2 separate regions of the Homo sapiens genome follow, and region 2 is linked to region 1. Evidence: chromatin loops called from intact Hi-C (ENCODE). Cell type or tissue: IMR-90. All regions are shown on one strand. Links, peaks and the distances in the headings refer to the core of each region. The heading gives the core; the rest is flanking DNA.

Region 1 (15,995 bases), core at 4,629-12,628:
CATTATTTTTTAACAGGAAAAGGGGATTGAACATTTTTTTAAGTGTCAGTCTATCTCAAAATACTGTATTTTAGCTATACAAGGTATCCTGCTGTGCATCTTTGGCTTATTTGGAGTTACTTTGCCAAAGCAGAGAAAGTACAAATCCTAGAAACCTGTTTCTCACTAAACTCACTTCATAAACCCATCCAGAGTCATTTTCCACAATGGGATTGAAAAAGAAAGAAGAACAGGCAGTAATCAATTGTAGCACTTACTAGTTTACCGCTCAGATCTCAATCTTCTGCCATCACTTAGAAGCAGGATCCCAGGAGGACAAGAAATAGAGAAAGGGGTTAAATGAGCTCCTAAAATGGTCATAATTTTCCAAAGGCCATGTTTTAAAACCCCAGGATTAGTCCCCGGAAAACCATTTATTCAATTATTAAAACAAAGTTAAGGATAATGCTCTTTCCCCCACCAAGCTGAGTGGATATTTGTCAAAACTGAGTTGTACCCATTGATAATAGGGATTAGGAAGGACTTGCTATAAAGTGCGAAGTGTGTGTTTAATTGTTGCTGCAAGAGAAATATAACTTACTGGTAAACTGCGCAGAATTTGAAACAAAGTGCCCTTTTTACTTTTGTAGGAATGTCATACTAACCAAATGTGTCCGCATGTTTTCAATTAAGCAGAGGAATGTTAAATGTAAAGCTAAATTGATGAAAATAACCAAACTTTCTGACAAACCAATAAATTGGAGTCTAGAACTCATTGCCCATACTGTATGGCAGCCAGAGAAACATTGCTAGATCATCAATTTTTACCTAATTTTTGAGTTACTTTATACTTGAAAAGAGAAAAGGAATGCTAGGAAAGTAATTTAAATTATTCCCAGCTATAAACAGAGAATATGCACATTGGACGTAGACCTTATTCTTCCCTGTATGCAATTGAACTGATTGTTTATTCTTTTGGCAATTTCCTCACTGAAATTTTTGGAAATGTAAAACAGAGTTTTCAGGGAACTCTCATGTCAACATTTTGGCAAATGATCTGGCAACATGCTAGTCATTGGACCGCTTTTCTGAACTTCTCAGAACTACTCCATGGCAATCTGTATTCTTTGAAAGGGATGTTTTAATTTTCCTTCCCTCAAATTTTTATTCCTTCAAGTTGCTGTCACGTTGAGATGACAATATACTAGAAAAATTATGAGTTTGGAGAAGAAAATTCTAAATTTCTTCCTGAAAACAGAGGGTAAAATTACATAGTCAGAAATATGACTCTCTGCACATTTCTGCTTATGTCAGATGTTTCCATTTTTAATACAGAAATTTACCTCTGAATTGGTCTTTTTATTTTGTGAGAGATGGCAGGAAATAAACCTTTGAAATCAAAGAAAGGGGAAGCTAAGGCCGTCATCTTTGCCACTGTGAAATGGGTACCCTTTGCTGAAAGGTCAGTCAGAAACCCAGGCTCCCACATCTTGATCTCCACTGCCCTACAGGTACAGAAGTTTCCCGTGATCCTCTCGCTAAGAAAGTAGAACTGCTTCCAAATGTAAGGTAGTGTCTCTAAGTTTCTATGGTTCTATCCTAAGCTCAAAGTGTGCCAGAAGGACCCTGTATCTTATTTGGGCAAAATTTTAGTCCAGGCAAAGGCCTATTTCAAAACCGATTAATGCTATAATTTTTTTTCTAACAACACTGGGGAACAATCAGTTTTTCAAATTAGTTGGTCACTCAACACTTTTGTCTGGTGGCCACTCAAAAAATATTATTTTTTGCAAAATTATTTTTGGACACTTCCATGAAACTGCTCCTTTTTAAATTAAAGTTTCATGCTCTGGCTTTTATTAAAGTTTCAAACCTTTTCTCAATGTTTGATCAAATTCACCCGAAATTTAAATCAGAGTTAATTACATATATTAGATATTTCCAAGGACTTACATTTTAAATTTTTATTACTTATTTAAATGGCATTCAGAGGAAAAAAATGAAATAATCTCATTTGAGGGCAGGCAACATGGTTTTCCCTCAGTTTACCTTTGCATCTAGTTGTTCCTAATGGTGTTGACTTCATATAAATGCTCAATTACTATTGCTGCTATAGTTCCCATTAAGTGCTGTATTTAAGATGAGTGGTGGTGGCCTCTTGATCAATCAAGTATTTAAAGCATCTTATCCTTTAAGCTTTCATGTTATCCACACATTTAATTTGCTTAAAACCTCTTAGGTATTCATTCAAATCACAGATGAAAAAATTGAACATCTGCATTCTGAGATAAGCTGCTGGTTATCTCCCTCCAGGTTCAGTTGATCTGCAGATATGTATTGGGTATTTAGGCCCTTTGCTCAGGCCAGGGTTGCAAAGATAATATTACATGATCTCTGTCTTCCAATAACTCTCAATAGAGAGGATAGTAAAGCATTGATTAATAAATATGTTATCAGCCAGCTATGAATTCATTTAATGTGGTATTCCCCAGATCACAGTCCTCATTCTTTCCATATAAGTGTCTGCTATCCATATATAAGGCAATAGGATAAGTCTTAGAAAAAAATTATGCTTTGTGATATTTATTTCATCTACAAATTTATTTTTAAAGACTTTATCAAGAGTTTTGCTATAATCAAGGCCCACTACGCCTACTGATTTAGGATAGTTTCAGCCCAGTATAGACAGGCATAGTTTGTAGGGAACAAGGTTAACTCTCAAGTTCAGCATGATAACTGAAGCCTTCTGATACTCTGATTTCTTAGTTGGGCATTCCTCTGACTTTTACCGTCCTCTCTTCTGGGTTTGATCCCATTTTTCTAATAACTTCTTTGTATTCATATTTCTCATCCATCTTTTCTTTAGTCTTTCACAACTCCCTGCCCTCTGACTATATCCAACACTGCTCAATTTTCACATTAGTGTTTAGCTTTTGGTCAATTTGTTGCTCATTCAAACATTACAACTTTCAAAAACATGTAAAGATAGCTAATAAACATATTAGGCATGATATTTGTAAGTCATGATACATTAGTCACTCTCATTACATACATTTTCTCTAAATATATCTGATATAACTTTTGTCTCTAGCCAAAAGATATTAAGTCATATGTAATAGGGGGTAAGAAATACGACTCTTTATACTGTACTTCAGCCTATGGCTCAAAGACTGATCAATACAAAGTTATCATGAGGATGGTGGGGCAGCGTATTTCAAAGTGAGGTTTCAAGGAAGTCTTTATGGACCATCCCACACTCAAGAAACACTGTTAGGCCCACTTCATCTGATTTGCGCTTCAAGAGCTGCCTAGAGTACTCAGGAACCTTACCATTACAACAGAGAAGTAGATGGGGTCTAGAAGGTTTTCCACTTGACCGATGGTCAACCATGTTATAATCCTTTCATTACAATTCTGTTGTCATTTTGGTAAACAAAGAATAACATTCAGATTCAAAAATCATTTATTATTAAGGGTCTATTGTGTGTAGGCATAGGCACTTTCACAATAAATTGCTATTCTTTAACTTAACAAATATGTATCTTGAGAACCCATTATGTGTCACGTTTGGTACTATATGGAAAATTTGATATTTGGTCTAAAATCTTGGGAAACATCCATCAAATATACAATATGAAAATGAAAGCTTCTCAGAAAGTTATTTGTGTGTTTTTTTTTGTTTTTTTTTTTTTTTTTTTTTTTCGGGATGGAGTTTCACTCTTGTTGCCCAGGCTGGAGTGCAACGGCGCAATCTCCGCTCACTGAAACCTCTGACTCCCGGGTTCAAGCGATTCTCCTGCCTCAGCCTCCCAAGTAGCTGGGATCACAGGTGCCTGCCACTACACCCGGCTAATTTTTTTGTACTTTTGGTAGAGACGAGGTTTCACCATGTTGGCCAGGCTAGTCTTGAACTCCTGACCTGAGGTGATCCACCCACCTCGGCATCCCAAAGTGCTGGGATTACAGGCGTGAGCCACCGCACCCAACCTCCAGAATCTATAAATGCTAAACAACAACAAAACAAAATGAAAGAGTTTTAAAATAGGAATATTGTTTATATTTTTATATGATTTTTCAAGCACAAAGCAGAATGAAGCAAAAATTACTTATGGGGGAAAATATACACATTTTACCTTTATACTTTTTTCTTTTATTTTGTTCCTGCTTGAGCATTAACAACAACGTATGGTGAATATAAGTTTGCAATATATATAATGCTTTTGTATTTTTCATGAATTTTAATGTAAATACTCATATTCAAACTGAATGGATTAGATGAATCCAATTCATATATGCACGACTCACATAACTTTGGTTCCTAGGAAACTTGCGTAACCTACTTTTTGGTAGATTCCTTTATCTTCATTCAGAAGTGCTGCCTTTTCAGTGTTGGCTAAGTTCTAAGAAGAGATTAGAAAGGAATAGGCCGAGAACTCAGAAAACCTTGTTCCTACTTCTAATTTAGGCGCTTGACATTAGCTGTGTTTCATTGCTTCCCCATATTTAGCATTGGTAAAATGTCTATTGAATAGCAATCTTAAGAGATACATTAAAAGTCATTTCAATTTTAAGGGCTTTAATAATAAAGGTATAAAAACAATAGCGACATAGATAATAGTAGCTAGCATTTATAAGGCCAAGTATTTTATTTTATGTTAGTTTAGTTTAGTTTCGTTTCGTTTAAAGATGGAGTCTTGCTCTGTTACCCAGTCTGGAGTGCCGTATCGCATGATCTCGGCTCACCGTAACCTTTGCCTCCCAGACTCAAGCAATCCTCCCACCTCAGCCTCCTGAGTAGCTGGGATTACAGGCACGCACCATCATGCCTGGCTAATTTTTTGTATTTTTAGTAGAGGCGGGGTTTCAACATGTTGGGCGGGCTGGTTTCAAACTCCTGACCTCAAGTGATCCACCTGCCTCGGCCTCCCAAAGTGTTGGGATTATAGGTGTGAGCCACCGCGCCCAGCAGGCCAAGTATTTTAATACATCCTCTTGTAATTCTTACACCTCTCTGTGCTGTAGGCTCTGGTATTATCTCCACTTTGTGGCTGAGGAAACAAAAGTTTCAAGAGATTAACTATCTTTCCCAGATCTGAATGCTCTTAATGCCTGTGTTATGGAGGCTCTTTTGGATTTTTTTCTCATTAGTTGGTATTTGTCTTAAATGAATAATACAGTAATAATAGCTATATCTATAAATCCAAAGCTGGTGCTCATCACCATTGTTTGAAAGATTTTATGTAAAAGTGTATGTTTGTGTGTATAATATCGCTATATAAATTCTTTCTTAAATACAATGTACAAAGTCTGATCTTATCTGTAAAGATAATAAGAAAATACTAAATCTGAATTGGAGACAAGATAATATTGTTTACTTATTAAGAGCATCATGGGAAGGCTTGAAAATAATATAGTGGAAAGTTAAACAAATGGGAGTGGGGTATTAAAATGGAATAGCAGTGCTTGAGATTTAGTGAGACACCAGTAGGATTCTAGGGACAGCATTTTAGAAAACGCTTTGTCCATGGTGACTTCTTTTTTCCTTGGGGCTATAACAAAGGACATTTTGTTAATAGAGCAATTTATATTAAATCCCTTCCTGAGCCCAAGAAAACCTGGATTTTTACTTCCAGGTTATATTTCTCTCATTCTTCCAAGACCAAGGTTTGAAAAAAGCTCGAAAAGCAGGATTCAATAAATACATGAGCTTGCTAGGAATATTTAGACACTCGGTCTTGTGACTGTGGAAAATCATTCACTCTAGCAGAACCCAAAGGGCTTTTATTTCCAGTTATGGGAAATACAATCTGGGTGAGATGGAGAATGTTCTTTAAAGGGTGATGTTTGTGGGTCACTTCAAAGTTACGCTTGCTTACCTAGGGCTCTCTCCTTGAAGAAACTTTGTTAACGTCAGCATCCATGTTTCCGTTTTTAATTTAGAAGATGCATTTCTCCTCCCCATTCACCCCCACTTCCTGTTTTCTGGTAGGCTTTGCAGATTCAAAATGCCTCTCAGGACACAGTGTAGGGGCAAAGGACATGGTGCCAAACAGTCAGCCATGATTTAGAACAATCAAGGTCCCCTGGATGTATTTTTCTACTTTACCAGCAGTTTGATAACTAAGGACTATAAACTTTGAATACTGAGTCCAAGTCCCTGTAGACTGTTCTGTTCACAATTCAACTCCTACGCTGCTTTATAGAGAACAACACTGGCTCTTGCCTTTAAAAAAAAAAAAAAAGGTAATTTCTGGTTCTTCAGGCATACTGAAACATGATATTTTCCAAATGTTTAGAAACTATGATACAGGAGAAGACCAAGATGACAGTATTCTTATGCATAATTTTTTTAGGTTTTCCTTTCCCTATTTATTACTTATGGTAGCAGATAATCAGCTCAAATAAGTTATTTGAATATATAGATTCATTTTAGAAGGATCTATTTGGAAGGATCCATTTGGAAGGATTGCTTGAGCCCAGGAGTTCGAGACTAGCCTGGGCGATGTGATGAGACACTGTATTTACAAAAATACAAAAAAATTAACCAGGTGTGGTGACATGTGCCTGTAGTCCCAGCTATTCGAGAGCCTGAGGTAGGAGGATCACTTAAGCCTAGGGAGGCCAAGGCTGCAGTGAGCCGAGATTGCACCATTGCTCTGCAGCCAGCCTGGGTGACAGAGTGAGACCGTGTAACAAAAAACAACAAAAAAAAAACAAGAATATATATATATACACATATATGTGTGTATACACACACACACACACACACACACACACACACACAGAGTAAGACATTTGTTTTACTAAGTGAGATGCTTCTCTGAGCCTTCCTTTGTGTAAAGGGATAGTGGAGACAGCTGAATTTCTCCTGGATGCAGATGCCCATTTCAGGAGAGATGTCTAATGACGTTTTACAGCTTTCAAAGTGCTTTCACATGGTTCATTTCATTTGATCCTTCTACAAATCCCCTGAATCAGCATGGCAGAGGTTCTCCCAACTTTAGAGATGTGCAATTTTGGCTTAGAGATGAAAGGAATTGCCTAAATTTACATAACAAGGAAATGACCAAATCAGATTGGAACACAGCCACAGTGCTTTTCAAAACTCACCTGGAAATCTTGTTAAAATGCAGACTCCCATTCAGTACGTCAATGGTGTGGCCACAGATTCTGTATTTCTTATACTTTGCCATGTGATGCTGACATCCGTGGTTCCTGCTAGGCAATAGTTTAAATAGCCAAAATTCTAGACCATAACACCTTATATAAATACAAATTGGTTGAATATGTATGGGAAATTTATTTCTCAAAAACCATCTTCAAAGTTGTCCCTTGAGTAAATGCAAGACTCATGACCCTACTAGATATGTCTCTATGGTCATGTGGCTGTGCTGTTCATACTCTTTCACTCAAATCTGTCATTGCGTTGGTCAGGGAAACCCCCATCCTATGCTTTGTATTCAATTCTCTCTTTTTCACTTCACACTGTTAATCACATCTGCCCACCTGTCCCCAGTCCTTAAGTAGCCCAACTCTTCCTTCCAATTTTGTTGCACCTAATTTTCAAGATTTAAAGATAAATTTTTACTAAAAATTTTCCCCAATTGAATCAAACTATCCCAATCCATATCTCAGGGCCTCAATCAGTGTGCATATGGAAATAATACATGTATTAACTTTTTTGTAGTCTATCATGTATTCTATGTAAGCCACACGTTTGTGTAGATAACATTTACTATGAGGGAAGAATAGATTTTTAACTGTAATCCTCTCGTGGATAAATTTCTTCTAGGTAGAGAAGTATGTCAAGATTATGTCTTAATTAGGCAGAATGAGTAAGGAGTACCATGTTGCAGATAACAATGGGAGGTAATGATTTGTACCATGGCTTCTGGAACCACACACAGACTTGATTTGAATACCAGAATTTACAATCTATATGAGCTAAGCAATTTATCTGAACTTCTCTATACAAAGGAAATACTCAAGGGAGTACTTATTTCTTCACATTAAATGTTCAATAAATCTTAGAACAACATTTTCTGTTTTGCAGAGAATAGTTAACACAGGCCTGCGGTTGTAAAAATATAGCATGACAAATTGCACTTTACCATCAATTTCATAACGTTGTACACAAGGATAAGGTGCTGAGTGAATAGATTCATTATTAATTGATAAATATATACCCTTGAAAGCTAGAGAATATGATCCTGAAGTCTTTGCTTTATAAAACTATAAGATTTGTTTTCCAGTTAAAAAATAAGATTATTATCTATACTTACAAAGCACCAAATAGAACTCTTGTGCTTTCAAAATGAGGATTTTTTTAAAAAAAATGGAAGATTCTTATTAACAAAACTCAAAACAAAATAATCTGTGACCTTTGTAATTATCGAGTTTATTTTCTGTAAGGTGTGAAATATCAAACTAGGTAATTCTTATTGGCTATAATTAATATATACAACATCTTTTAAAGTATTAATAATTCTGAAGCTTGTTTGTATGTCTGTTTGAAATCTAGAGAGAGTTTGAATGCAGATCCAAAACCTCAGTTTTTTTTCCCATAGCTTTGCCTCTATTGTAACTTCTGTCATTGACAGATCATTGTGTCTTAAATTTGTTTGGTTGCTCAAGGCTTGCTTCCCCAAGTTTAAGCTGTTAACCTGCTGAGGGGAGTCAGGGTGTGAGGCAGGTAATTATAGGACAAACTTATGGGGTTTGTGTGTGAATTTTGGTCGTGAGGAAGATGTTGAATATGGATAGTTCCTAGGGAGGGAGATGCTAAAGGAAAACAATAATAGGAAAGAATACATTATGTATATTAAGGAAAGTAAAGAGCTTGGCTTTAGTAAACTGCCCCTAGGATAGAATGGAGAAAGATAAATACAGTGGAGCATGTAAGGATCAACTGATAAACTCCCACGTGGTGGTGGGATTTGAATGCCCTGCTAAAAGTTTCCACTTTGCTTTAAGTCTTGCTGATTAGAGAAATCACATGATGAAATACGTTTTAGTGATATTATCCAGGCATTAGTGTGTGCAAGAATGGCTTGGGTCCAGGAGAGATTGAAAGCAGGAACTCACTTAGAAGTCAGCTCAATCAATGCAGTGTGAGGTAAGAAGTGGTATCGTAGACAAGTAGCTGTGGCAATAAAGAGGGCAGGACAAGAGAGGAAAAACAATTGCATTAAAAGGATCAGAACATTCCATTCTGTCTGTTTGCATTTGAGGAAATAGAAGAATGGGAGGAATCTACCCTAACTAGAGGATGCAAGCCCAATGAACCAGCAGAACCGTGTCACAAACAGCAAGGCCAAGAGATGATTTGTTTGGTTTTATTTATGTTGCTTTGAGATAATTCCAGAATCTTTAAATTGAGATGCTTTGCTGTCAATTGACTGTCACCTAAAAGGGTCAAGAAGTAAAATGGAGAAGAAGCATACAGAAGAGGTGCTTTGAACTGTACAACCAAGTAAATTTTCTAATGAGATAAATTGAAAAGGAGAAGATACAGGGAGCTAAGGATGGGATCATGGAAAAGAGTAAAGAACTGCAGACAGGAGGAGGAATGGTCAGTGAGGTAGGAGATAAATCAGGCAGAAGGCAAAGTGGAAGGGTCTCTTTCTTTTGTTTTAATAAAAAAAAATTGTGTATACTTGTAAGTATTCAGAATGACAACAAAAGAGCTGCGACTATTTTTTTGCAATTAAAGTGGTATTCAGTTAACAGAACAATGATTATTTTGCATAAGTTGCATCAGAGACAACCGAAAATGTAAAGAACTACCATCCCCATATATAACAAATTTGTGCTGTGCACCAACAAGAACCTGCTTTAAATTTCATGCCAATTTACAACCTCCATACTGTACCAGGCAAGGTTAGTGGCTATTGAGAATATCACCAAGACGGGGCTATTTAAAGACACAGTGGGTTAGTGTGTTAATTATACAAAAAAAGATACTGTATAGTTTAAAAACAAATCTTACATAGCCTTACATTTCAGTTTCTTTCTTTAGAATAAATGAGTTGTGTACAAGAGGGTTAAATGTTTTATAGACAAGAAAAAAACTATGCTAGAACCAACTTATTCATCATCATCATCTTCTTCATCTTCATCCTCTTAATCTTCCTCCTCCTCATCCTCTTCATCTTCCTCATTTTCCTCCTCTTCCTTTTTCTTACCTTTCTCAGCCTTGGCAACTCCCTCTTTAACTGCCTCAGGTTTTCCTTTAGCTTGTTGTGGAGCAATATCCTTTTCATATTTTTTCTTCAGGTTCACAGCCTTCTTTTCCTAAGGATGCTTGTCATCTGCAGCTGTGTCGTTCCACAGATTTCCCACCTTCTTCACAACACCACCAATGGATAGGCCAGGATGGATGTTCTCCTTTGATTTTTTAGTGATACTTAGAACACAACAAGAAAAAGGCCAAAGGAGGCCTCTTGTGTGCATTGGGATCCTTGAACTTCTTTTTTATCTCCCCTTTAGAAGGGATACAGGTTCTCATTTCTCTTTCATAACAGGCCTTGTCCGCCTCTGCCATATCTTCACATTTTTCTTTTCTCTTTAGCAGACATGGTCTTCCACCTCTCTGAGCACGTCTTAGAAAATTCTGAGAAATTGACCGAAGCATCTTTGTGCTGCTTCTTGTGCTCCTCCCGACAAGTTTGCACAAGAATGCTGTGAAGACATTTTGCCTCTCAGCTTCTTAGGATCTCCTCTGCCCATGTTTCATTATTTTTCTTCATCAAGGCACAGAGTCACCCTGTGCCAGTCCAGCTTTCACTTGCCCCAGTGCTGTCTCTATGGAGCTCAGTGTACTGCAATGATGGTGAGAGTGACAGCCAGACACAGACTCCCTGGAAGAGTTTATTGAATGATGAATAATTAATAGTACACCATGCAGCAGAGAACTAGGGGATAGGTTCCCAGGGAAGACTGTGTCCTCTTTAAATTTACAACTTGCCTCTCAATATTTATGCACACACTGCTACATGATGTAAACATTGGTGTAAACATTGAAATATTTATCATAGAATAAATTTAGATAAAAAGCGATAAAAATAAAACAAGATTACTAATTTTTGATTAAATTTATGTGAGAAAATAGGTACAGTCTTTTGAGCAAATTGCAAAGAAATTGATTTCTATAGCAGTAGTATAAGGATAATAATAAAAATTATGTAATATACTGAGCTACTGCAATCACAAAAGCATGTATACTATGATGTGAATGAACTACCCACACTTCTAATATCAGCCTCCTCACTGGAAGTGGATAAGATCGATCTCATCTACTCTTGTTCTGCAAGAATAGATCCCATCGATTCTTTGCTTTCTTTCTTTCCTTTCTTTTCTTTTTCTTTAGAGACAGGTTCTCACTCTGTTGCCCAGGCTGGAGTGCAGTGGTGCCATCATAACTCACTGCAGCCTCAAACTCCCAGGCTCAAGTAATCTTCCTACATCAGCTTCCCAAATAGCTGGGACAACAGGTGTGTGCCACAACATCCAGCTAATTATTAATTTTTTTTTATAGCAATGGGATTTTGCTATGTTGCCCAGCCCCATCTCAAACTCCTGGCCTCCAGCCACCCTTTAGCATTGGCCTCCCAAAGAGCTGGGATTACAGGCATGAGCCATTGTGCCTGACCCAATTCTTTGCTTTCTAATGGGCCATTTCTGTCAGCAAATAAAAATGCTACTCAATTTTAACCTGTGATTTAAATTTTTTTTCTCAACTTCTTTTTTTCTCTTTCAGTTTTTGCCCATTTTCTCAAAAAAGGCGACTTTACCAGCTGCCTTCAATTTCTCTTTCCCCATTGCTTCTTGATCCATACTAAACAGTCTTTCATTCCTATCATTTCATTCCCTCACAACAGCTTCTGTCAAAAGTTACCAGTGACCTCCATATTGCTAAATCCATTAGTCTCTCAGCTTCCTGTCACTCAGCCTATCAGTAGCTTTTGACACTGGCAGTCACTTCTGAGAAAGACTTTCTTCACGTCGCAAACTACACATAACATGGCCCAAACAACTAACCTTTCAAACGTGCTCCTCCTTCCATGGTAAAAGGCAATTCTATCATCCCCACGGCTTGGAGAAAAAAACCGTGTTGTTACCTTTGATTTCTTTCTCTGAAACCCCACATCCAGTCTGTTAGAAAACCCTACTGGCTCTACAATCAAAATATCTCCAGGAATATGGCCCCTTCTACTCTTGATGGAAGATGCTATCATCCCCCACCTTGGTTATTACTAGCCTCCCAACTCATTTCCTTGTTTCCACCCTGTGCTTTCCTATGGTCTATTCTACACAACAGCCAGAGATTCTTTTAAGCAGTTGTTGTATAATACAATTTCTTTGTTTGAAACTCTCCAATAACCTCCTATGTAACTCAGAGTAAAAGCCAAACTCCTTATGATGGCCTATAAGATCCTACATAACCCGGTGCCTGCTACTTCTCTGATCCTGATGTTCCCGATAACCTCGATATGCTCACCTTAGGAAAACTGAAGTTGATGAGTCCTTTGCTTGGATACCCATGTGGCTCACTGTCTCAATTCTTTTAGGAATTTGCTCAGATTTTACCTTTTCAATGGGACCCTTCTTGACCTGCCTATTTAAAATGATAAGTCCTGGCCCCTTATGCCCCTAGTCCCATACCATACTTTATTTTTCTTTTCTGCACTTGCAACCTTATGACAACATTTTTTTTTTTTTTATGAACTCCATTGGAGTAGGAGTTTGTTTTTTCATTCTAGTATTCAAGCACTTAGAACTGATTCTGGCCCATAAGAGGAACTCAATATATATGAATGAATTAAAATAAAAACAAAATTAGCCTAATTTGATTTAATGAAATTGCTTGCATTCACCTTATATTGAACATCTGGAAAGTTGTTTCTATTGACTTTGGAGTATTTTAGATTCTGATCCAGTGATAATCCAATGATATATTTCAAGTGTTGTTTAAGTGTTTTAGGAAATATTGGTTTCAATGGGAGTATTACTTTATGGAAAGTAATCTACATTTGTAGTAAATGCATCAAGAAACTGATATATGTGAGAAGGTCCTGGCATGGATTATCAGTGATTATCAGCTTCATAACCATGTTCTCCTGGCTATAAATATGTCTCACTTTCCATACTCAATGATTTAATGAGAGGCAATGTGGTCAAATGGAAAGAATCTGAAATTTCAAGTCTGAAGTCTAGGTTACTCATCAATTGGGTGACCTTGCGTAAATTACTTAACTTTTGGGGGGATATTTTCCTCCTTTAAAAAAATGATAACAACAGTGAGTTGATTGTAACAATTAAATGAAGTCTAAGAAACTTGTTGAGAGCATGTACTTCATTTTGTTCATTGTTGTGTTCTCAGGAATTGTCACGTGTGAACAGCGAGTGGCACATAGTATGATCAATAAAATAAATATTTGTTGAATGAATGAAAGAATAACATGTGCAAAGAACCCAGACAAGTGCCTGGCACAATGTAGGCACTTAAAAAATGGTAGCACAGGCACAGCGTCTCTTGTCTGTAATCCTAGCATTTTGAGAGGCTGAGGCAGGAGTATTGCTTGAATCCAGGAGTTTGAGACCATCCTGGGTAACATAGGGAGAGCCCATCTCTATAAAAAAATACAACAGTTAGCCAGGTGTGGTGGTGAGTGCCTGTAGTTCCAGCTACTTGGGAGGCTGACATGTGAGTTTCGTTTGAGCCAGGGAGGTTGAGGCTGCTGTGAGCCACTGCACTCCAGCCTGGGTAACAAAGCAAGACTCTGTCTCAAAAACAAAGGTAGCTATTATAATAGGTATTAGTAAATTAACTGTATTTCTTTAGTTATACTATATTGAAGAGCATAGAGTAGATTCTGGCTGACTTCAGCTGTTTATTCCTCTTTAGATAGATTTGAAGATGTTTGATTGAGTTTACAGAATATTTTAAACACTGGAACTAGAAAGTATTTTCACTTGCTTTTCTCTTGATGAAAAGAACAATTAAATACCGACAGTATAGCTGTAGTTAAAATAGAAGCTGCAATAAATTTTGGTTAACAGTTAATGTCAAAACAGTTTTTTGGAGTTTTTCTACAAATTTGGTGGTAGAACTATAAGTAAGTGGTCCTGAGGCTTTCAATTGAACTGTTCACCCATGGCCTCCTTGCACAATGCTACCAGAGTAGGACCTGGATGTAGCAATTACCCAGTTATAGCACCTTGAAAGCAGACCTCTGCTGATGTATTCAATGGCTTTTAGGACAGCATTGCCCTTTGGACACAGAGGAGTTAACAGCAGAAGAACTAGAATTGGAAATCTAAGTTCAGGTCCCATGGATTCAGTAACTAGCCATGTGATATTAAATTATTTGACTCAGTTCCTGATCTGTTAAAGATGGATAAAAAATACACAGCTTGTCCACCTTTCACTGTAATTTAGAAAGGAAAAGTATATATTTTACCTAAGGATGTTGCTATGGTCTGAATGTTGTGAATGTTTGTGGCCTCCTAAAATTCATACATTGAAAACCTAATCACCAATTTAATGGTATTAGGAGGTGAGGCCTTTGGGAGGTGATTAGGTCATGGAGGCAGAGCCCCCATGAATGGGGTTTGTGTCCTTATAAACAGGGCTGTCCCCGACTATGTTAGGAAACAGTGGGAATGTGCCATCCATGAACCAGAAAAATGGGCTCTCAACAGACAGCAAATTTGCCTTAATCTTGGATTTCCTAGCTTTCAGAAATGTGATAAATAAATTTCTTTTGTTTATAAGCTACTTAACTTTTGGTATTTTGTTATAGCAGTCAGAACAGACTAAGACAGATGCTTTGGTAGCAAGCAACAAAATAACAACTAAAGCTTGTTTAAATAAAGGGAAAGTTTTCATAAGATATTAGATATATGAAACCAAAGGTAGGATGTGTAGGCAGGCCTGAGTGAGGTGCTGAAATAGAGAACTAGAAAGCCCTCAGAAACCACAGCATTTTAATCCACCCACTTTCTCTGCATCATTTGTGTTCATCACATAGCGATGGGTTTCTACTTTCTTTTCTTGGTTTTCTTCATAGACCAGCTCTGTTGGTTGGCTTATTAACACAAAAATAAGGTGTTAATCCCAGCCACCAATTCAGTAACTTGACAGGTAGAGTACCCTCAGAAAATGAACTGGGCCTCTCTGTATTTTAACTGGAAATTCTCCGAAGAGAGAATCACAGAGACTGCACTTGGATTAGGTGACCTTTGGGTCCAATCAGCCATGCCTGGGTTCTGGGTCATATGTCTTTCTGTGCATTCAGTGAGTCCTGTGGGAACATTCTCTCTGAGAAAGGGGGTATGAGTAGATCTTAAAACAGTGTTAGGAAGCACAGGGAAATCATGGGCAAACAAAATGATTGATTTTTCCAGTCCAAGTCTTTAAATTTAATTGGAGATTAAAAATAAATATGTGAAAAATTTAAACCAATAATATGTATGTCTTTCCCCATATCTTGATTTTTTTTATGCAGAACAGATTTATATTGTTAAGATAAGTGAGTTTCTATGATTCAAAAAAGTTAATTTTGCTCAAAGAGGTGTCTAATTACAAATACGGAGTAGTAGTACAGGGCAGAAGTGTATGTTCAGAGTGTTTCATTCGGTTATAGTCCTACAACTTTCTTTTTCCCCATGTCAGAGTTTCCCACTTACTTAATGTTCAATTCTTTTATCTGAAAATAAAAACAAAACAAAACAGGACAAATAGGCAAACAAAAAACTCTGGAGAACGTTTTGACCCTCATAAAAACACAGAAAAACAGAGCTTGTTTGGAAAGTCTTCAAAAAGTTATGTTTGGCCTCTGGGGTATATGATTTGTTTTTATTTCTGTTTACGTAATGCATTTTATATATTATTATTAAATATAAACATATTAAATATTATGTAATATTTATGTTACACATGTATTTATATTACCAAGTCAGCGTTGGATGGGCTCCAGTGTGTTTTTGGTTACCTCAAAGTAACCTGAAGGCTC
Region 2 (15,995 bases), core at 3,699-11,698, 53 kb after region 1:
GTGAAGCTCATGTTGCCTGCTGTGCTGTGAGTAACAGAGCCTTTTGCCTCTGACCCAGAAGTCTCATGTTTCTGACATTTACAGAACTGTGTCTAGCTAGCTAGTTAACTTACAAGTGGGGTCTAAACATCCCAGACCCTTTGCAGTTCCTGACATTTCAAAAGCTACATCAGCACAGTCACTTAATATCATGGAAAAATGTAAGGCACTCTTTACTTATTCTTTGGAGTTCTGCTTTTACCTCGAATCTTTTTCCTTTTCTTTTTTCTTCCTTCTTTATTTTGTTATTTTTAATTTTCAGGATTGAATTTAAACACCTAATTTTTTTATTCAACATTTAAGACACACATTTTGCTTTAAAGTCTTTCAGTAATAGTATTTAAATTGTTTCCTTGGCTTTTAAAAAGGACAACTTTTCTTAAATTTGTCTTTTCTAAAGGGTACTTATTTCAGAAAAATTTTCTTCTGGGTGGGAATAGTAATTGCTTCTGAGTCACAGCAAGCAACGGACTGAATTTTAAACTCTGGAGATCACATTCCAGCCGAGCAATTTCCCAAAGAAAAGAAATCTAAAGTAGTCCCCTAAATATTAAGCAAGTGACAGCAATGATAAGTAGGGGACTGCTTTGAACTGACGATGGAGAGTGGGCCCACTGTGGTTTACCAAATTTAGACTTGGTAAAATGAGACCTAGCACGGACAGGCATAGGAGAAACCAGGGTCAGTCAATGGGGGCAGCCAGGGAAGCCCCAGCTGGCCTCTTTCAAGAGATACAACCAGAGAGAGGGTCTTGGAAGTCATCAAGGAGTGAGACATGAGCAGCTTAAAATGCTCTGGAGATGGCAAGGGAAAATTACATCCTGTGCTTTCAGGGCTGCAGGATGTGGGTTGACAGAATCAAGCATGGAATTTTCCTACTCAGAATGAGGGGACAAGACTGGTGATCAAAGGCCAGAAATAAATAAACGTCCCAAAGCAGCTCAGACTCATGACGCATATGGCACAGTGAAATCCAATTGATTTCACCCAAGTGGTAAGAAAATTTAAGGAAACAATGAAGCGATGAAAGCATGCCTAATTCAGGAAAACCTGGTGGATCTTAGATGGCCCTCTTGAATTGCCTGTGTTAAAACTTCACTAAATATAATTAACTAAATAATTATTTAAGTATGCAAGCATTCTATATATTTAAGGAATTTAATGTTTTTTGTTTTTGTCTTTTTTTTTTTTTTTTTTTTTTTTGAGACAGAGTTTTTGCTTTGTTGCCCAGGTTGGAGTGCAGTGGAGCCATCTCGGCTCATTGAAACTTCCGCCTCCCAGATTCAAGTGATTCTCGTGCCTCATCTCCCGAGTAGCTGGGATTACAGGCGTGCACACCACACCACACCTGGCTAATTTTTGCATTTTTAGTAGAGACGGGGTTTAGCCATGTTGGCCAGGCTGGTTGTGAACTCCTGGCCTCAAGTAATCACCCCCCTCGGCCTCCCAAACTGCTGGGATTACAGGCACGTGCCACCTCACCTGGCTTAATGTACATTTAAGGGATTAAAGTTATAGATTACAAAAACACTCTTACTGTCAAGGCGTCCTAATTCAGAAATCATCACATTATATTTCTTCCTAAAGGTATTAGAGTAAAACAAAACTGTAGAAATGATGAGCTTTTATTAATTCTTTGAAATGAAATGTTAAATAACGCTATTCTATCACACGATTTCTACCTGTTTTTAAAAGCACATGGCCTTTGAGATCTATTTTGGATAATGCTAGATGCTTAACCTCTTTTTTTTTTGAGAGGGAGTCTCGCTCTGTCACCCAGGCTGGAGTGCAGTGGCGTGATCTCGGCTCACTGCAAGCTCCGCCTCCTGGGTTCACGCCATTCTCCTGCTTCAGCCTCCCGAGTAGCTGGGACTACAGGCGCCCGCCACCACGCCCAGCTAGTTTTTGTATTTTTAGTAGAGACGGGTTTTCACCGTGTTAGCCAGGATGGTCTCCATCTCCTGACCTCATGATCCACCCTCCTCGGCCCTCAAAGTGCTGGGATTACAGGCATGAGCCACCGAGCCCGGCCGATGCTTAACCTTTTTATTTGAGGAAATAGTCACAATGGATTATTGATATTTAAATGGCTTTTCTTAATGCTAATTGGAAAGAGTAACCATGAGAATCCTGCTTAAAATTTTACTTTATTTTATTGTTTTAGAGACAGGGTCTCATTCTATTGCCCAGGCTAGAGTGCAGTGGCACAATCATGGCTCACTGCAGTCTCGAATTCCTGGGCTCAAGGCATCCACCTTAGCCTCTGGGATAGCTAAGTGTGAACCACCTTGCCCAGCTAATTTTTACATTTTTTATAGAGATGGGATATTGCTATGTTGCCCAGACTGGTCTCAAATGCCTGGGTTCAAATGATTTTCCTGTCTCGGCCTCCCAAAGTGCTGGGATTTCAGGCATGAACCACCTCACCTGGTCCTGCTTAAGATTTTAATTCTCATGTTAACAGAATGTTGGCTACTCCACCAAAAAAGCTTGCTCTCCAGAAGAAAAGTAAACTAAATAAGTGGGTGAGTGGGAAGGTACGAAGTTGTATGGAATCTGCCTCATATGCCAGCTATTTATTTCCTCATTAAATGTTTAATGCAAGAGAGGTACTTATTACCTGTCCTTACAAAGCTTACTTTCTGGTTGGGGGAGACTGACAACCAACACATCAAATAATGTATCAAGTGGTGTTAAGTGCCATGGAGGAATACAGAGCAGGAGAAGGGGAGTAAAGAAGCCTGGGCATGGGGTGAGGACGTTGTCAGAGTCAGATATTTCAAAAACATGCTTCTGATAATAATGTCCCTTTGCTCAAATCCTTCAAAGCTATCTCATTACTTCAGCACTAAGACCACACTTCTAAACCTAATGTACCCCACTGTGCATAGTTTGACCCTTGACAAACTCTCTACCCTCAACTCCTTCCATGTGTGCAGACACACTCTTCATTTCTGCCATATTTAGTTCCACAGACCCCCAGGTTACATCATCCTTTCATGCATCTTCTTGTTTATTGACCTGTAAATACCTATCCTTTGCTCCCCAATTGTCCGATCTAATAAAGTTTCTTCTTATCATTTAAGACTCTGACCTAGCATCATCTTTTCTTAGAAGTGCTTTTAATCCATTTTATCTAGTACCATAGGTCAGTTTCAATTCCTCCTCTTTTCATGGCTCTGCAAATGGCTTCCCCCAAGTTATGCCACCTACTCAGAATTCCACAACACTGTTCTCTGTGCTTCTGTCTGTTCTAGCACCTTTCACATTGTGTTACTTATGTAAGAAAGTTTGGAATTAGGTTAGCATAAACAAATAAATATCATTTAATTTTAATAATTCTAACTGATTCTTCTGACTGCAGCGTGAATTGCTCAAGGACAGGGTTTGAGTATGTTTGCTTTTATACTCCCTACATGGACACCATCCTTGGTGCTTGGTATACATCTCACAAATGTTTGTTTAATCAATCCGTTTTGTATGTAAACATTCTAACTGAGCTTTAAATCTTTCCTGTTTTAGTGACAAGGATCTTCCGTAGTAATTTTCTACACAATAGTATTAAGATGTAGTCACATGAATAAATCCATGCCTAATTTTTTTTCTATTATAGATGCCATATCATATTCTGAGGACATAATGTCATCTAATGCTTACTGAATTCATACTAGGTGCCAAGCACTGTTCTCTGCACTTTAAATAAGTAACAACTTATTTACTCCTAATGACAACCCTGGAAATGGAATGGGTATTATCAGTTTCCTTATCTTGCTTGAGTACAAAATGGTTAAATAAATTGCTAAAAGTTAGTCATATAACTAGGTTTCAAACCCAAGCAGCCTAACTCTAATTCTATGCTTTCAACCACTATACGATGCTGTCTACTTTTTATTAAGCTTCAGAAAGTTAAATTATTCATTCCGTAACAGAGGGGAAAGGAGGAAGCTGAGAAATATTGGCATAGAATTTGAACTACTTAGAATTTTAAGGGTTGGTTGGTATGGTGTGGAAGGTGCAAAGTACCTTAGGAATCGTGCCAAAGCTTTGAACTTAAGCCTCTAGGTACAGTATATTAGACACATGATATTTTTGTCATCTGCTACCTTCAATAATAATTCATTTAATCCAGTGAAGGGTGGTAAACGCTTTGGAATACATACAAGATGCTGTGGTTGCCATGGGGTGAAGTAAGAAGATATAAAACAAATAATTAACTGTAGCCTGCAAATAGTTTTTCCACTGTGTACCTTCTATATGTTCTGCTGGTAAAATAACAACACCCATTCGAATAGCATGCTCACATGCATTGTTTCTTTGGATTCTTTCCACAACTCAGTAAGGTGTAATCAGTGCATTCATGATCCATGTCTTATAGATGCAAAGACTCAACTTGCCCAAAGTCATGAGTGGGGAAATGTGAAAATGAGTGAGGCATATGAATGAAATCATTTGTTCCTTTTCTCTGCCCTTTATCTTGCCTTTCATAATTATATTAGATAAGACAGTTTAATTGCAATTTATCCAATTGCAATTTATCTTAATCCTATTTATCTAATGTAAAACAATGTCAAAATTGGTCCAGTTTTTCATTAATGTTAAGAAAAGTGGGGCTGAGCAAGGTGGCTCACGCTTGTAATCCCAGTGCTTTGGGAGGCCGAGGCAGGTGGATGACTTGAGGTCTGGAGTTCGAGACTAGCCTGGCGAGCATGGTGAAACAATTAGTCAGGCATGGTGGCAGGTGCCTGTAATCCCAGCTACTTGGGAGGCTGAGACAGGAGAATCGCTTGAACCCAGGAAGTGGAGGTTGCAGTGAGCCAAGATTGCAGCACCTCATTCCAGCCTGGGAGACAGAGCTAGACTCCATCTCAAAAAAAATAAATAAATAATAAAAAAGTGATTGGTTGAGAAACCATTTCTGAAATGTTGTAATTGATGTACAGACCATCTCTACAGTCTCCTAATTTTGGGGAGATTTTAATTGCTGATCTTACCTTCCACTGTTACAACTCTTCTCTGTTCTATGAGCTTCCACCACCCACATTCCTATCTGGTGAGAGCCTAGAAGAACCAAATATAATGGTTCCCAGAAATCTGGGTGATGGTGTTAGTGATAGTGACCCATGTTTCTCCAACAATAACAATAACTTCATATCTGTTACCATGTTGGATTATTACCACAACCTCTTGAATTATGTGTGGTAGATATTAATGTCTCAGATTTATAGATGAAGAATTGGCACATAGGTAGGGTAAGTGATTCTGTGTTCTTTTGAAAGTTTTCTCATAGGTTTTACCATATATGTTTCTGTGAATTCAAGTCTACTGTGAAACGTACCTTTGCAAACCCACTCCTTCCCATTCTCCCCCATGTAAATAAATAGCACCTTCATCTAGCAGTTGCTTGAGTAAGAAACTTATGAGGTTTCCTTGAATTCTCTCTCTTCTTTCTCCCTACACCAAATCCATCAGCAAGTCCTGATTACTTTATTTCAAAAACGCAACCAGAATCTGTCCACTTCTTTTCATTGCAGGTATTTTTATCTATGTCATTTAGGACTAGCTCAGCCAGGACCTAGAACAGTATCTGGTATGTCATTAAGTCCTCAATAAATATTTGTAAAATGAATATTTCCACTATGATACTAGCAGTGATATTAAAAATATTTAGAAATATATATGGCAGGAACTTGGACCATCAGCAGGACTTCTGAAGTTCTTAAAGTTTCGTGCTCTGCCGGGTGCTAACACTTTGATCCCTGGGTCCTGAGGCAGTTTGGAAGTTCTGGGGGAAAGGATAAGATGGCTGAGACATCACTTAGGTATTACCTTTTCTCAAGTGTTAGGAGATACTTAATTTCTGTTAATGTGCTTATGAATTGAATGTCACAACAGAAAAAGGATTGTGTGTTCCTACATTTGGGAGATGAAGCCAACAATAGTTCACTAAATTTGAAGTATTTTTATAATTATGAACATATTAGGAAAGAAGCTAAAATACTTCTGTTATAATAAAGGCAAACTTTTACCCAAGCCAGGCAGTTTGGGAAATGCTGCTGAAAATGTATCCTCTCTCCAAGAAAAGTAACTTGAGTACTCATCTAATGACATTAAAAAAATTCCAACAGCCAATAATCACCTTGTAGCAATAGTATATAAGTGTGTATTTACCTGAGTAGTAACCAATTCTGATAAAGACTCCCTAGCCTACAAAAAAGATATTGATGTACAAAGACTAGGAATATAAATGCTTCATTAAAATAAAGAAGGAAACAGGAAGTCTGGTAAATTTTTGATACTATTTTAATTTTTAATCTATTTTATAAATTCTAAGTAGTGTCAGACAAGAGTGCATTATTGCTTCATAATTCAGTAGCTTTGTGATCTGTAGGCTGTTTACTACATCAGAAAAAAAAAGGATGGACAAGCAGAAAATCCTGTGAATCCTGAATTCTTATATTAATGTGAAAATATTACTACTCTGCTATTTGACTTGTCCTCGAATCCTTGGATTATTAATCAGTTTGAGAGGGTCCAGAGAGAGAGCCTTTCCTGTTGCAGATTTGCTTTGTCTGTTTCCGTCATCTGTATCAGATAGGAGTTAAGTTAGAAGTGAAACATGACATTCTGACAGTGAATCCAGCAGACAGATTCTTGGCTGCATTCTCTGCTACACTTGAACTTCTGCTAAGCATGTGATGAAAGAGTGTTTTCGACTGCACCAGCTGTGGAGAGGTTAATAAAACAAAAGAGGGGAAACAAAAGTGCTCACAGCAGAAAGCTTCTGGCTTTGCTGATTTTTCTGGTTACAAACAATATGTCAGAGAGCTGTAACTGCTGTGTTGGTTTGGGCTTTAAGCCATTTAAGACAAGTTGAGCTTCTGAATTAAAAGTTTAAAGAGAATAAATAAGCAGCACATCAGATGCAATGTTATGTATTTTGGTGCTGGAAATGGAAAGCTCTTACTTTGCCATAGACACTTGGAAATTAGGAAACTGGTGTGTATTTTGCTGGCATCCTTGATAGTTTCTCCCGTAAACAGAAACCTGCATAGGCTTTCAGATGTTTGAGATATGCAGAAGCAAAAGTGCTCTTGGCTTAGTGGACTGCAAGTAGTCTCTTATGCTCTCTCTCTCTCTTCCTGTGTCCAACTCCTCCAGCAAAGGACCATGGAATGTGGAACCTTGCCCAGCCTGCTGCTCAGGAGGCGATTGCTCAAGGCTGTCTTATGCAGAGGAGGTCAACAGTTGACCCATGAACCATTTAAACTGGAAGGAAGAATTAACCAATACCCTGAGAGATTGACTACAACTACTTTTTCCTGAAAGTTAGAGTGCAGAGTACAGGAGAGGAAGGCCATTTACTAATTTTCCTGCTTCCTTCACCAGTCCTCTACCTCTCCATACCTAAGGTCCTTCACTCAATATACTCAAGTCTTCTCTGCTATGTCTGCATTCCCACATGCCACGGCATATAAAAGGTAGGATAAGGAGTTCCATCACTTCACACAAGCATCTACCAGGAGGAGGAAAATAAAAACATTTTACCATCAACTTCGCCACTTGCTGTGAAACCGAAGGCTTGTTATATAAGCGTTTGGGGACATAATGAATGTGACTTACATATGTCATCTGGGAGACATGGTGTTTATATTTCTTGAGTTGAATTGGGGCAGAAAAATAATGGGCATCTAAAATGCTCAATAATTGAGAGAAACTTTAAAAGTTATTCCTCACCCTAGTTTGTCTAATATCTATCTTTATCATCTTATTTGTCAGTTCCTTGGGAAATTAAGAAATTTAGAAATTTCTACTGAAATAAAATGGATTGTTTTGGAGACTGTTTCTGAATAGTTGCAGAACTCCCCCAAAGTCCCAACACAAGTCTCATTCCTCGTTTCCTCCTGACCCCCAGTATTCTAGCTGATTCAAGTTCATGCCCACATCTTCTCTTCAGACGTGCAGTTCCTCAGAGAGTCTTCTTTGTGGCTCCTAGACTTATTATGTCAAGTACTGGAGCACCATGAACTTGCTAAGGAGCAAATGCACACGTGTTCTACACCAGAAGACAGTCAGATGCACTGATGTCTTGATTTATTGGGTTTGTAAATTTGGGTGTGATTAAGCACAGCACTGAGGAATCTGTCCTTTTAGACTGCGTTTACTGCAGGATAATGAATGTGATTTGATTTACACAAATGTGATCTGCGGAAAGGTTTGTTTAGGAGTACTCTAAGTCACAAACTGAGGTATATACTTCATATAAAGCATTAGTGAGGTCAAGGGAATAGTTGGGCAAAAGTGGGGAAGGTGTTGAGTTGGTTGGAACACTATGTGAGAAGCTAAGTTTCCCCAAATTTTGTTCAACATAAGCATACAATTATCAAATACCAATTTGATATCAAGACAATACTAATTTTTACTTCTTCTTTTCTCTCTGCCGCTAGCCTGTGAAGAAAAAACCAACACCTAGAATTTTTTCCATCCCTCACCTTTCCTTTGAGAACTCAACAACCCAAGCAACATGAACCTTTTCCCAAATACCATTTAGGAGAAGTCACTGGCAGTTTAAGAAACAGATTTTTTTAAAAAGTTCCAGGGTGAGACATCTTCCAACATAAACTTTAAATATCATTCTTAGCATCAAAGCAACAATATATTTAGTGTGAGTACTTATTTTTAATAAACTTGATTTTTTAGAGTTTATTTAAAAAATTTTTAGAATTTTATTTATTTTTGTGGTGTATATACTACATGTATGTATTTATGAGGTACTTAAGATGTTTTGATACAGGCATGCAATATGAAAAAAGCACATCATGGAGAATGGGGTATCCATCTCCTCAAGCATTTATCCTTTGAGTTACAAACAATCCAGTTAGGCTATTTATTTCAAAATGTATAATTAAGTTCTTAGTGAACTATAGTCACCCTATTGTGCTATCAAATTGTAGGTCTTATTCATCCTTTTTTTTTTTTTTTTTGAGATGGAGTCTTGCTCCATTGCCCAGGCTGGAGTGCAATGGCACGATCTTGGCTTACTGCAACCTCCTCCCTTGTTCAAGCGATTCTCCTGCCTCAGCCTCCAGAGAAGCTGGAATTATAGGTGTGCACCACCATCCCTGGCTAATTTTTGTATTTTTAGTAGAGACGAGGTTTCACCATGTTGGCAAGGCTGGTCTCGAACTCCTGACTTTAAGTGAGCCACCTGCCTCAGCCTCCCAAAGTGCTAGGATTACAGGTGTGAGCCAGTATGCCCAGCCCTTATTCATTCTTTCTATTTTCTTTTTTGTACCCATTAAGCATCCCCACCTCCCTGCCGGCCCTTCATTACCCTTCCTAGACTCTGGTAACCATCCTTCTACTCCTCTATGTTCATGAGTTCAGTTGTTTTGATTTTTGGATCCCACAAATAAGTGAGAACATGTGATGTTTGTCTTTCTGTGCCTGGCTTATTATCCTTAACATAATGATCTCCAGGACCATTGCAAATGACTGCATTTCATTCTCTTTTTATGGCTGAATAGTACTCCATTGTGTATAGGGATTACATTTTCTTTATCCATTCATCTGTTGATGGACACTTAGGTTGCTTCCAAATCTTAGCTATTGCAAACAGTGCACGACAAACATAGGAGTGCAGATATCTCTTCCATATCCTGATTTCCTTTTTTTGGGGTATACAACCAGCAGTGGGATTGCTGGATCATATGATAGCTCAATCTTTAGTTTTTTGAGGAACCTCCAAATTGTTCTCCATTGTGGTTGTACTAATTTACATTCCCACCAACAGTGTATGAGGGTTCCCTTTTCTCCACATCCTTGCTAGCATTTGTTGTTCCCTGTCTTTTGGATATAAGCTGAACCTTAGTTTTTAATCTCTAAAATAGAACTAAGAGTGTTTAGGTAAATACAAAAATTCGATATGTGTCTAAAATAAAGATACCTAGCAGAGAATATGCAAAAAATTAAAGTTTTGCCTCCTCTTATATAAGAAATATAATTAACACTTACTAAATTTGATAGTAGAGGTGAATGTAAATTGATTCCATAAAATAACCTTTACAAACATAATATAACCAACCAGTAAAATTGGCTTTGAGGAGACATTTGGCTTCTAATTCAGAGAATACTTCATCTTCGTATTTTCTCCAGTATTTTTGGAATGTATGTTCAGCGGGCAATAAACAAACAGAAATTTCAAATCATCTTCGTCTTGGTTTGGAAGAAGTAGAAATAGTATAACTATTGGCCACTGAGTTGCTGTGGGTTTCCCAGGAGACGAGATGTGCTGGGCGTGGACCCTTAGATTGTGGAGGGGCAAAATTACAGGGCTCAGAAGAAAATATTATTCTACATGGCCCAACAAGGCATGTTATCAGATACTTAGTACTGGCTGCTTACCTGGGCAGCACCCCAAAAGGGAGAAGAGTATGGGATAGAGGAAATAATTATCTGGAGGCTGTTATTCAACACTTAAGATCCATGTGAGGGAGCTACAGTACAATGTTTCTTTTACTTCAGTCTGTATTAAAATGTCCACTTCATCTGTTTTTGGGAATATGTTGCTTGATTCAAATAACTACTTTTAATTTTTAAAGTAAACAAAATTAGAATAATAGGAACAACATTAGTTTTAGCAAACAGAAAAGGGTTATCGCTGTTCTTTTTAGCATCAGTCACCTCTTGCTGAGTCTGCCAGAGGCAAAAAAGGATCTCCACCTACCCAGCATGCTTCCCTTTCTGGAGGGCCCTTGTCCTGTGGTAAGCAAGTGAAGCATCAACACATATAGAGGGCCTACTAGCTGCTGTCAAGTGATGTCTGGCTTAGAGATGACAAATAAAATACGTGGCAACAATAGAGAACTTTGCTTTCATAACTGAAAACCTGAGAAAGTTTTGCTGTGTGGATTCACCAATTTGCTTTTCCACAAGGGTTTGCTATCCTGTTCGTCAGTCTGATTTTCGATTATTCTAAAATTCTACATAGAGTAGATGTCTGCCTTTCCTTACCAGGCGGCAGATTCTCCCTGGATCATTTACTGTTTAGAATTACAAAACAAATACAATGTTTATAATAAAACTTTACAAATGGTGAATTTTAAAAAATATTTTATGATCTCTTAATTACATACGGCAAAATGAAAGACATTGGGAAAAATAATTTTAACATAGTAATGACTCTTTGTGACTTTCTTTAAAATTGCCTTTTAAAATTATTGATTACATCAAGGGCAAATATAAACATTATCAATTGATCAGATTAACTTTTGTGGGTTTTCTTCTAAGAGTACCTTTCTTTTTTTCCTATCAGGCTTATTTATTGAATCACCAATCTAATTTGTAAATTGTTGTTATCCTTTAAAATTTTTACAGTTATGTTATTTGGTATTCATTGTATCTGCTGGGAGGATTTATCCAGAGGCATGGTTTTCTCTTCCCTTTTTTTAAATCAATATGGGATTTTAGTAACATCATGATCATCATATCACTCACTGGGAACCCATTGTGTGGCACTTTGTAGACATTCTTTTAATTGTCATAACAACCTTGCAGTGTCTACAGATGAGGCTCAGGAAGTTAAATAAAACTCTAAGAACTTGTACTCAGGGTTGTCTCCTTCAAAATTCTTTGCTGATCCTAATTCTGAAATGTGTGAAGTTGTCAAAATATGAAATATTGGCTACCCAAGCATGATAACAGTACATTTGTAAGCATTAATGTATCCAGTGAAGCAAATCCCTTGTCTTTAAAGGGCCCATGCTTGTTTTTCAGAAACTCTGAGGCCATAGGACTCTACCACACCATAAACTCTGTTGGTTTTTGCTCTGTTTTCAAAGCATCTAACTCTGCCAGAAAGTAGTTCAAGCATGTTGGAAGAATCAAGCTTCCTGAATTGGGCGATGCATAATTTGGTTTAAAACTGATATAACAATCGGAAATTCTACTTATCCACTGAATCATATTGATTACACGCCAACGTCTTGTTCTTTATCCTAACCGCACTCATTCTATTTTTTTTTCATCTACAGAATTCTCATAGCCTACAAAGCAAATTTCAAAACAGATATTTAAAGGGATGAAAGGGCTTAGATAACTTTATAAAAATTAGGCGAAATCAATTTCAAGGATAACTGTAGATATCTGGAATATGTAAGTAGCATCCAAGTTCTTGATTATAAAGACATGTTACTTGGTGCCTTCAAAACCAAAACAATGCTCCTCTTGGGATTTTCAAAAAAATACAGAAAGAGTAAACTCAGAGTAAAGATATAAGTAGAGATAGGGCCTAAAAATGGAAAGCAATTATGAAGAGAAAGTGAAAGACAAGGAGGAATGTTTAGAAAAATCAGATAACAGTGATCCAAAAGAGAGGACCCTTAGGATAGAGAAAGATACAAAGATAAATAGTGGTGGAAAATAATGAGGGCACAAGGTTATAATTCAAAGTAAATTTTCCAAATTGCATATCCTGTTTAAAATGTGTGTCTTAGAGTTTTACATGAATCTGGTGCAGTGGGAAAAAACACTGGACTGGGAATCCGAGGCCCTGGTTTGGGATCTGGCTAAACCATTCATCATCTATGTTTTCTTAAACAACCTATTCAGGGCCCTGGTTATTTTATATATATATATATATATATATATATATATATATATATATATCTCTCCAAGAGATGCTATTAAATGCCTTCCAGTGCTAAATAACTCAATTGAGCAAGGAGCAGAATTTAGAGTAATACCTTATTAAATGGCAAGACAATATTTTCTTGCCATTAACTGATATTGTACTGATGACAGCCTGCATAGGACCCAATACAGTCCCGAGAACCTGTTCATTCTTTCTTTTCTTTCTTTCTTTTTTTTTTGAGAAACATTAACTTTTATTAATTTATTCATCAAGTATTTTAGGATGGTTATATAGTTTGATAATATGCTGAATGATCGTTAAGGATATATCAAATTTTAGTAACAAATAAATTATTTAAAATTATTTGCCAGAATCTTAAAAATGACAAAAACTAAGAAAACTAAGTCACATTATTATGGTAAAATTCAAATGTTGAGGTATCCTAAAAGAGAACAGTAATAAAGTACTAACAGCAATTTTTATATGGCATTCAACGTAAATTACATTGAAGTCATTAACATAAAAGAGTTACACAGGTAAAACATTCAGATTCCTCACCAAAAATGTGTTAAGATTCTATTTACTCAGTCTAATACATCTTTAAGTGGAATTTTGGTGTTTTTTCTATGTGGACTCTGAACATTTTTATTAAGATTATTTTTTGCCAGGCATGGTGGCACACACCTGTAGTCCTAGCTACTTAGGGGGATGAAGTGGGAAGATCCCTTGAGCCCAGGAGATCAAGGCTGCAGTAAGCCGTGATTGTGCCACTGCACTCCTGCCTGGGCAACAAAGTGAGATTTGGTATCAAAAAAAAAAAAAGGACAATAATAACAATATTAGTGTTATCAAAGTAGTGTAGTGGTTAAACACGGGAACTCTACAACCAGCTACTTAAGTCAAAATCCTGACTTCACTACCTACTAGTTGTGTGATCTTGAGCAAGCTATCAACACACTCGGTGCCTCAGTTTCCTCACCTATAAAATGGGTATATGAGTACTCACCTCATATGACAACTTTAAGCATTAAATGAATAAGTACAATTCTTTTAATAGTAACTTTACCCTGTCACTGTTACAATCATATTTTGCTGACATTATGCAAACGTTCTCTTAGATTTTGTTGTATACAGTGCATATTTGATCTTTCTTACTAACTCGAAACTGACTATGCAAATAAAAGTTTGGTATTTTAAGGTCTAGTGCTGTCCTTGAGATCTAGATAAAATCGGTGTACAACTGGACACTGCTGTAATTTGGGCCTTCTGTATAATAGTTTAGTTTTTTGCTTAAAGTCTCCCTATAATTGCCAACTCAGTAAACCCTTTAATTTCAAATATACAATGATGCATAAAAGTATGGTGCCGTAGTCAGAATAAATTTTAAAATGATCTAATCAAATGGATGTTAGAAAAAAAATAAGGTGAGTTTGACATTGTAATGTCCATATAGGTTTTGAGGTAATACGGATCGTTCTTGAGGTAACATGGATCGTTCTTTTTTCTTCTGACAATAAAGAAAAATATGTTTTCACTTTTTTGTGTGTGCTTTTTAATGCACATAACCATCAGTGCCAGTGCACTTAAGTAATACAAAAAACAAGACCCTCCCCCTACCCCTCCCGCTCACACACACACACGCGCGCACACACGCACACCCCTGAGCATATCAGTGGAAGATACAGGCGTTTCTTATGTAGAGCATGATCATTGTAGCCTTGATTGATGAGTTGAGGGTCCTTATGTACTAAGGAAAGCTGGTGTTAAATATAGGCTCATGTTAGAGCTTGAGAAGCTGTTTTGAAGTGTAGAAGGGAGTGTAGAAGGGAATCAGTATTACTCTGAACAGAATTATACTTTGTCTCCTAGCTCCATATATTTTAGCTGTGTAATCTTGGGAAAGTTATTCAAACCCTCTGAAACACAGGATCCTATTTCATAATGTGAGTACAAATACTGTACCTATGTTATAAAATCATTGCAGTAATAAACAGAAGCACCTCCATGCTCTGCAAACTCTCAAAAAAGTAATGTTTATTCTATTTTGGGGGATGGGGTGGGGTATGAGGACTGTATTTATGTTAAATGAAAAGAAGGGAATATTCCAATGAATAAAAAAAAAGTACGTGTGAAACATTTAGAAAAATTATAGGAGAGGTTTTTGAACTCTAGAATAAAATGCTTAGAATATAGGAATTTCTAAGTAAACATCAAGTTATGAACAAATCAGTTCCTTTATCTTCATGAAGAAAAATGTAAATAATTCTTCAGAAAGCTTTTTTTTGATAATTATAAAATATTTACAGAAGTCAGGGAAAAAAATAACATCAACAGGTCTGAAGCAGATTTCTAGCAGAAGAAGAGCTAACAAAGGCTTGCCCTCTGTCTCTCAAAGAGGCTTAAAAACCAAAGTGGTCCCCTAGTGCAATGATGTCTACTTAAAGCTAGCTGTGTTTGACAAGTGTCTTAACTTAGAAAAATTTCTTTCTCATTGGTTTTCTCAGCCATCATTGTGTGGGCAGATATTTAAAGTATCTGATGTCAGCTAACCTTCAAAGAATCAATAACCAAAGTCAATCACACATATACAAAACCATTAGGAAGGGAAGGCAGGAGCCAGTGCAGTGAACAGCCTCATCTGTCAGATGCTTCATCTCTCAGTTGATGGTGTTCGCACCGGGGGGAAGGACCTGCGCCAGTGAGGACTCCTGTTCTCCATTCACTCCCATTCATTCACTCATGCCTCAGTAACTGTAGGACCCTGGGTTGGTGATTAAGACAGAACACGATTAATGACCTTCAAGTCACAGTGGGGAGCCTGGTCACTCATGGACTATAGAAGTGGGCAGAGAACAAGGGCACAGCCTGTTCCCCATGTACATGACATGTGGCTGTGGTCTGATTAAAAGCCCTTTTCACCATATCTCTCTGTTATGGGGATCTTTTTAATTTTTTTTCCTATTTACATAATATTTCCAGAGTCAAAGGGGGTCTCTTAAAAAGATCACATCTTTGTATTTTTACAACTCTTTAACATTATTTTATCAGACCTGAGGGTGTTGATGCATGCCTGTTTGTTTCTCATAAATTGATTAAGAAGTCACTGTGATGAATTCAAATGTAACATAATTAGAACTTTTTCATATAAAATTATTTTTCATATGGAAAATATAGATATGAGCAAAAATATCAGTCTCTTAAAAATGAGTTCCTTGAGTACCTTAAAATAGTAAAAAATATGAGAAGGTAGCAGAAATGTAAATTTTACACTTACTATCGGATATGCAAAATCATCCACCTCCTCAATTTGCTTCCAGCATCCTGATTA

What was found. A loop is a pair of places that touch in the nucleus more often than their neighbours do. Peaks named below come from ENCODE experiments on the same cell type or tissue, not always from the same donor. Only the 100,000 strongest peaks of a DNase experiment are listed, where the experiment ranks them.
Region 2: it touches region 1 in a loop (2.1-fold over the local background); 4 of 110 quality-filtered maps call a loop at or near these places.

What each region holds. Positions count from the first base shown.
Region 1 is chr6:132,858,153-132,874,147 of GRCh38, forward strand. It overlaps the pseudogene HMGB1P13. Among named protein-coding and RNA genes, the nearest start is that of SNORA33, 49 kb to the left of the region's middle. In IMR-90, for the core only: no CTCF peak of the experiment used is centred there; no DNase peak of the experiment used is centred there; H3K27me3 peaks cover 193 bases.
Region 2 is chr6:132,912,458-132,928,452 of GRCh38, forward strand. It overlaps LOC105378008 (a long non-coding RNA gene), which reads left to right. Exons shown (of 8, transcript XR_001744346.1): 3 at 7,198-7,517; 4 at 8,484-8,701. Among named protein-coding and RNA genes, the nearest start is that of SNORA33, 100 kb to the left of the region's middle. In IMR-90, for the core only: no CTCF peak of the experiment used is centred there; a DNase peak (open chromatin) is centred at 7,224; H3K4me3 peaks cover 568 bases; H3K27ac peaks cover 902 bases.